Regions from separate parts of the Mus musculus genome. Here regions 1 and 2 are each linked to region 3. A link is a loop called in an ENCODE intact Hi-C map of the cell type or tissue named here. Cell type or tissue: heart. All regions are shown on one strand.

Evidence for each region. Hi-C counts contacts between places; a loop is a spot of excess contacts. Peaks named below come from ENCODE experiments on the same cell type or tissue, not always from the same donor. Only the 100,000 strongest peaks of a DNase experiment are listed, where the experiment ranks them.
Region 1: it touches region 3 in a loop (5-fold over the local background); 7 of 42 quality-filtered maps call a loop at or near these places.
Region 2: a loop joins it to region 3, with 2.1 times the contacts of the local background. A loop is called at or near these places in 4 of 42 quality-filtered maps.

The regions. Positions count from the first base shown.
Region 1 is chr12:5,157,063-5,159,562 of GRCm38, forward strand. The region is part of intron 3 of Klhl29 (kelch-like 29); the gene reads right to left. Among named protein-coding and RNA genes, the nearest start is that of Gm51980, 120 kb to the right of the region's middle. In heart, no CTCF peak of the experiment used is centred here; DNase peaks (open chromatin) are centred at 299, 469 and 1,219.
Region 2 is chr12:5,190,557-5,193,056 of GRCm38, forward strand. The region is part of intron 3 of Klhl29 (kelch-like 29); the gene reads right to left. Among named protein-coding and RNA genes, the nearest start is that of Gm51980, 91 kb to the right of the region's middle. In heart, a CTCF peak has its summit at 1,232; a DNase peak (open chromatin) is centred at 1,505; H3K4me3 peaks cover 708 bases; H3K27ac peaks cover 2,016 bases.
Region 3 is chr12:5,246,488-5,248,987 of GRCm38, forward strand. The region is part of intron 2 of Klhl29 (kelch-like 29); the gene reads right to left. Among named protein-coding and RNA genes, the nearest start is that of Gm51980, 35 kb to the right of the region's middle. In heart, a CTCF peak has its summit at 1,197 (motif pointing right); DNase peaks (open chromatin) are centred at 644 and 1,244; H3K4me3 peaks cover 270 bases; H3K27ac peaks cover 1,351 bases.

The sequences.
Region 1 (2,500 bases), 89 kb before region 3:
CATCACCAAAGGCCGAGAACAGGGGTGCTGGCTACATTCCCTGTACACTAGCCATGGCCAACCTTTTCTACCTCCTCATGACGCTATGTTACATATTAGGCCATGAGCTCCCGAGGGCATGGCTTATTCTCTCAGTTGGGGTGGCAGTTAAGAACTGGGCTCTGGAATGAGGCTGCTGGTCCAAGCCCAAGGGCTGTTGCCATTTATAAGTGGAGAGGACTGGGGTGAACTACTGCTGTGTGCCGTCCTTGCCTCACCCCTAAGATGTGCTATTTCAAGTCCCCCCCTTGCATGACTGTGAATTAATGTGTGCAGAAGAACCAACACCACACCCAGAGCCCAGTGGGTGCTGTGTGCTGAAGCTCTGATGGCAGCTACTCCCCTGTGCAGATGGCCAGCTTCATGTTTGGTGCTCAGTAAACAGGCCTAGGAGCTTGCCAAGTGGGGGACTGAGGAGGCAGCCTCCAGCTGGTCATGAAGGCAGGGGCGATGCACACTGATCAAAGCTGAGAAGATGAATCCTGGTGTTGGAGTTGGGGGCTGGAGGGTTGTGTCTGAGAGCATATGGCCGCTGTCCAGAGTCCTGAGTTAGGGTTCACCATGCTCCCTCCTATTCAATTTACCAAGTGCCCATCCTTTATGGTAAAGGTTGGATGAGGGCTTTCTTTTCCAGAGTGTCCAAAGGGCAGAGAATCAGCCAAGCAAACAAAGAAGTCCAAGGAGGCCCAGGGCTATGATTGGTCCCTGTCTGGCAGGTGTTGAGACGGGTTGTCAGGAATAAGGGTGTGGACAGAAGAACTAGAGATGGTGTGCCCCTCTGGGCAAGGATGCACAGTGCTTTTTTGGGGGAATCACAAAAGCAGGGCACAGTAATGAGGGGGCTTTCCCTATTCTTTCATTACATAACTGCTCAGGCGAAGATGTAATGCCTGAGTCTGTTTCCTCATAGGCACACTGAGAATTACAGTCAATTCCCACACAACCTGGTGAGACTCTGAAGGTTGTATCCCATCGATCCCTAGAACAGCCGAGGACTCACTGCAGGCTGCTGATGTACACGTGCCTTCTGGACCAGATTCTTTTGAACATCACTGTGTTCCTTGACACATTCTCACACCACCCTCATGCAGCAGGAATGACTTCCAACATGCCTGCGACCACAGATGTCTGCACATGTTCACACACAAGACTCCCCATGCACCTCAGCATGTGACATCTGACTCTGGCTTTCACCCTTGGTAGGCTCTCTGCCAAACTCCTAGCCTTGGGGGGGGGGGGATGCTGTGGCTACTCCAGAGGAGGATCATTCCAGGCTTGCTGAGAGTGTTAGACAGAAGCAAGTTGGGGCAGCTCCAGGATGCAAGGCTCTCTCCCTTCCTTACTCCATCCAGGGCTGCCCTACACCAGCATGCAAGAGAGGCACCACTGGCAGATCCTGCTGTTCATTTAAAAATGTGATGCTTCCATTTGCTATTGGGGGCTCAGCATCACATTTTCAGGGCGTCCATTTCCTGCCTGGAGGAGTCTGTCTCCTTCACAGTGGAGCTGAATGCTCCTCTCCCTCACCTCTCTTCATCCTCCCCTCCCCTCCTTTCCTTCCCCACTACTCTACCTCTTTATTTCATTTTCTCTCTCTGTGATGCTTTGTATTTGCCACTCAGGGAGTGGCACTATTAGAGGGTGTGGCTCTGTTGGAGTAGGCATGTCACTATGGGTGTGGGCTTTAAGGCCCTCATCCTAGCTGCCTGGAAGTCAGTCTTCTACTAGCAGCCTTCAGATGAAGATGTAGAACTCTCAGCTCCTCCAGTGCCATAGCTGTCTGGATGCTGCCATGTTCTTGCCTTGATGATAATGGGACTGAACCTCTAAACCTGTAAACCAGCCTCAATTAAATGTTGTCCTTGAGTTGACTTGGTCATGGTGTCTGTTCACAGCAGTAAAACCCTAAGACACTCTCCTCTTCTCTCTCGATTTTCCCTCCTTTCTTTTCCTCACCATTTCTTCTCTCTCCTCTCCCCACCCTTCTTTCTTCCTCTTTTATCTCCTCTCTCACCCACCTCTTCCCTTCCTTGCTCTTTCTCCCGAGTGCTCCATGAAACCACAGCTGGCAGCCCTTCATCAGTTTCTTGCCCTTGCCAAGCTCCCAGAAGGCAGTAGAGAGTGTGCAGAGACCTAGGCTTGCCTGGGACATGGCTCATCTTGGGGTAGGGTTGGGGGGGGGGCTCACCTGAAACAAATATGGCAGCTGGAAAGCATTAGTGAGCCTTGGCGGTGCTGGACTGTCTGATTGCTCCTGCAAAGCACCTCCTTTGGGGAGGGCAAGTGGGACTGAAGGCTGAGAGGTCAGGCTTCTCAACTTTGGCTACTGGGTGAGAGCTGAGAACCCAGATTGGACGCTTTGAAAGACCAATCCCTGGGCTTGGAACACTCATTCCTCTGGATTCCTGGATGTGGGTTTCTTGAGCTGGGGACCAGGCTTTGTTTGCTCTCATCAGAACCA
Region 2 (2,500 bases), 56 kb before region 3:
TAGTTGTCTGGTGTCTTTCTGTCCGGTGGATGTGGCTGAGGCTCATTGTTGCAGGGGCTGGGGTCACAGGGAGGAAAGAGACAGTGTGGTACCTATGGTACATGCACAGTGGAGTTTAGACTAAATGTAGCTCTCAACAGCCATTCTAGTCTCTGCCATATCATGGCAGTTTGCAAGGGCACACAGCTGACAGCTTGGAGAACCTTGCTAGTTCTGCGGAAGGGAGGCTCCCTGCTTAAACCCCTCCCTTCAAAAGAACAGAAGCCTCTATGTCAGTGATTCCCAAACTTCCTAATGCTGCAGCCCTTTAATACAGCTCCTCATGGTGTGGTGACCCCCAACCATAAAATCATTTTGTTGGTATTTCATAACTGTCATTTTGCTACTATTACTAGTACTTTAAGTAGAGTACACACTCTCCCTTAAATGTGTATGCTGAGGGAGAGATGTTCCTTCTGCTCACGTGGATTCGGGCACTGAGAGGAGCAGATGCCCCAAGCACAGGATTCTATTCCTCCTCATCACATTGGCTAAGTGACTATTTTCTGAGGTCAACCCATGATCAGTGAGTTGTGTGTGCGCGCGCCGTGCATGTGAGTGTGTGTGTGTGTGTGTGTGTGTGTGTGTGTGGCAAGCATGCATGTAGAGCTTGAAGTCAGTCTTTGGAGAGGTTTCGTGGTAGCCCCAAGAGTCTCTGGTCTCAGTTACTGATAGTTCAGGCATTACCATATAAGTTCTGGGGGTCAAACTCAGGTACTCGTGCATGTGGGGTAACCACTTTTTCCACTGAGCTGTCCCCTAAGCTGACTAATGCTTTTTGACAGCAACAACCCTTCTAATGAGGTAGGAGTTGGGGAACAGCTGCACTCTGGGGATAGAATTTCCTTTTTGGAGGAGGGGATAAAGACTGTTTGGAACTAGACAGCAGTAATGGTCGCCTAGGCCTGTGAAAGTTCTAAACATGCTGAATTACATACTTTCAGATGGTAAAATGTTATTTTACGTGTAGTTTAGCACAACTGAAAATAAACCCAAGGTTTCCTGAGGTCTCTGTCCGTGAAAGTTCTCCCTAACAGTCACTTTATGACTTCTCCCAGTAATCCCCAAGCCTGTGTTGTTGGGGGGGGGTGTCCCTAGAAAGGTCAGTTGTCCCCATCCTGTCCCACAAAGTTCTGTCTCTTAGCTGGCCCAAAGGTTGAAGGAGCCTGTGGGGCTTACATGTCAGTCCTTGCCTCCGAAGGCCACCAGGCAGGGCTCTCAGCAGCGTATCCTCTCGAGCTCTGCTTGGTCTAATTTTAAACTCTTTCCCATGGCAAAGCCACTCTGCCTCCCGAGTAGAGGCTGCGATTGCTTAGAAGTTCATTTCTGGGAGGGTGGCTGGTGGCTTGGCATTGTCTCCTTCCTGTCGCCCCTTGAAGCCTCCCAAATGCCGCCCCTCCCCCCCAGCACTTTGCTCTCTCTTACATATGGGCCCCTCCCCTTGGCTCGGGAGTTCACTAAGTCAAAAATCTGGGCAGGCAGACAGGCAGGGGTGGGGTTAGGAGTGAGGAGCTGGGGAGAAGAAAGGGAGGAGTGGAAGAGGCAGAGACCCGAGAACAAGGCTAGCTCCTTCCCTGGGGTTTGAACTTAGCTAGCTCCTCCTACCCCGGCCTTGAACTCCTTTGAGCCGCTCCCTTCCTGTGTCTGTGCACATGCTTAGCTTCACCTCATGCAGCCAGCAGCTTGCAGCCGGCAATCCATCTGTTAACACACTGGCCAGACCGGGGCTTGGTGGCATCGAAGTGACCCAGAAGTAGGTCTAATCCTCTCTTCTAAATGTGCTTAATACCATCGATAATCTTGTCACATAAATCTCCTGGTTAGCAGTGAGCTGCAGCTCTCACCACCAGGCTCCAAGAATCTTTCAGGATTCTGCTTCCTGCCATCTCTCTCCTTACGCCCGACTCATCTGCCATGTTGCCGAGCACGCGCTTGGGAGGACCGCCCTGACCTTTCCGGGCTCCTCTCCCACAGCAGCTGCTTGCCCACTAGGCCGACTAAGCCCAGTTATTCCCTCCTTCCTGAGCTTTGCTTGTGGACCTGCTTGGTATCTTTGGGACATGTATATTCCTGTCATGGTCATATTCTTTGTGGACTCTGGTACCAGGCTTAATTGTTTCAAAGGTTGGGAATAACCTTTTTGGTGATGGTAGTGTGTATATGTTGGTGTGTGTGTGTGTGTGTGTGTGTGTGTATTGTTGTGTGCATATGTGTTGGGGTGTATATTGGATGTGCATGTGTGCACACAAGTGCACATGAATGCATGCAGGGGCACATATATGTGTAAGCATGTATGTGCACGTCAGAAAGCTACCTCAGGTAGTCTTCCTCAAGCAACACCTACCTTGGTTTTGGAGACAGAAGGCCTCATTGGCCTGGATCTTGCCAGGTAGGTGAAGGTAGCTAGAACCTAAGCCCCAGAGATTGTTCTTCCTGTTTCTCATCTCTGGTGCTTAGGGTC
Region 3 (2,500 bases):
ACGCTGAGCACTCCAGTTTGGGCGGGGTCTGCTGCGCCCTCACACCACACTGACAACCACCTCCTTGGCCTGGCAAGGCTTTCCTTTACTTGCCTCAGAGAGGTGAGGAGGAGGGAGGAAAAAAAAAAACCTGAGTGAGGAAGGGTTTCTTCAGAGTAAAGCTTTGACTGAAGAAATATTTTCATTACAGTACAGCACTGACGGTGGCCAGGCAGGCTCCCCAACCAGAGGCACGGCTCTGCCTCCACCAGCTTTCTCTCTTTGAGATAAGTACTTACTTCAAGGTTCCCGTTTTCTCTTTGGTCAAAGGAATTGCAGAAGCATGCCAAGCCCCAAGCAGCACAAACAGCGAATAATCGTTTGGAAGAGAGGCTTGTAGAAATGAGTCTTTGCTGGGGACAAGGTCGGCTGGCAGGCTTGGCCTATAAATCACTATGCCCTCCTCGGCTTACTGGCTCACACTGAGAGATGAACTCGGTTGGACTCTGACATTTTCTAGCGTCTAAGACGGTGCCTTGCACACAGTAGGTTTCTACTCATTGTTTGTGGGACTGAATAACTGCAACGGTAGCCAAGGGGGCAAAGCCATGTCCACTTGAACTAGATAGTCCCTATTTGCAGCCTAGGCGAGGGACAGAATCCAAATCAGACTTGGCTCCTGCCTGCAGCAAGTGGGCGGCTCATTCTTGCCAGCCTTAGCTGAAAAGGATTCGGGGGGAGCCCAGGGAGATTAGAATTAACGTACTTACTGTATTATGTTGCATTGGTGATAAGACTAAAATTTTGGGATTTTAAAAATGAGACTCCTGTGTTCTCTGGTTTTTCTCATTAGCGCTGGCAAGGGCCTGAGTTAGCACTTACGTCCTTTGCTTTAGAATGGCCGGGGGATCGTAGATGGTTTGGAAATTTACTCTTCTGATACTCTGCTCCCTGTCTGCTCTCCCTGGGGGACATGGGTCGCCTGCTCACAGATTTGTTGTGCTGCCATGGGCTGGCAACCAGGTGGCAAGTGTCCTGAGTTGGGGGTTTTCTGAACAACGTGGAGATGGATACAGGTAAAGGACTCATTGGATGTCAGAATACCAGGCAGTTCAGAGGGCCTGTGCTATCTCAAATCTCTGGTTCTGGACAGCCTCTCCTCCCAGTGCCTCCCAGCCTCTCCTCTCCTCCTCTCCTCCCAGTGCCTATAAACACCAGAGGGCAGGCACGGAATTCTCACACTCTGTTCTCTAGGGACGGCTCCAATGCTTCAGCATGTTGTTGGCAATACAGGAATGACAATCCACACGAGGACAAGTCAAATGCACACATCTCCACACAGCTTGTCCTCTCTGCAGGGCAGGCTCACCCTGTGTAAACCTTGGCGGCTGCTCTGGGAAGTGTGACCATTTGGTCGGGGGTGGGGTGGGGGAGGGGATGATAACGGAGGGCTATACTCTATATGGAGAGAGCTGACTCTCTCACCACGCAGAAGAACTACCTAATAAAGGCGAGCTTGAGCTGGAAAGGGCTAAGGTCCCTCCCCAGAGGCTGGCCACTGGGCTTAGGAGCAAAGAGAATCTGGTTAACCTGGATTCCTGTCCAACTTGAATGGCTCTCTAACCTGTGACCAGGCTCCTAATTATTTTCTGATTAAGCCTTTAAAAAGAAAAATGTATCCGGGAGATGGTTGGCGGTACATGCCTTTAATCCCAACACTTGAAGGGCAGAGAGTTTGAGGCCAGCCTGGTCTACAGAGTGAGTTCCGGGTTAGTCAGGGCTAATAGAGAAACCCTATCTCGACTATCTGGAGAATATCCTGGCCCCCAAAGTACCTAACATGTTCAAAATAAAAAATAGCCACTTTACCGATGGGGATATAGCTTAATGGTAGAATGCTCGCCTAGCGCACGTGAGGTCCTGAACTGAATACCCAGAACTGAGAAAAGAAAAACAAAGACCCAAAAAGCTTCCTTTGTTTATTCTATACCCCAAAGTCAAGGAGCCATCAGCCAAAGCCCTAGAAGAAACTAGCAAAGGATATCATGACATCATAGTACAGAAGCCCTGTGTCTGTTCACTTACACCCTGGGAGGTGTCTGCACAGAACTCTAGTGAGCAGGTCTGGAGAAACTGTGAGGAGCTTTCCTTCAGATGAGAACAATGACCATAGCAAGCTTAAAGAATATGGAGAGAAAAGATTCAGGAAGTCTGTGAAGAGCAGGCACATGGTTCAGCAAGCATGGCCAGCTTTGGCTACTTAGTTTAGGGGCCAATGGGCTAGCTATCTTTCCAGACTCCAGAGAATTTACATACAAATGCTTCTAGTAAGGCGATGGTCCTTTCCTTCTCTTAGTTGGGGAGATAGGGTACTAGAAGATGGTGACTGCCTGGATCCTACAGAATCTATACCCTATACACAAAGTACCGAGGATGAGGGGAGCAGATAGCTGGTCCTCTTCCTAAAAGATTTCCCCAGTATGGTTAGACTAAAACTTTAGGTCTTTAATGGGAGTAAAGA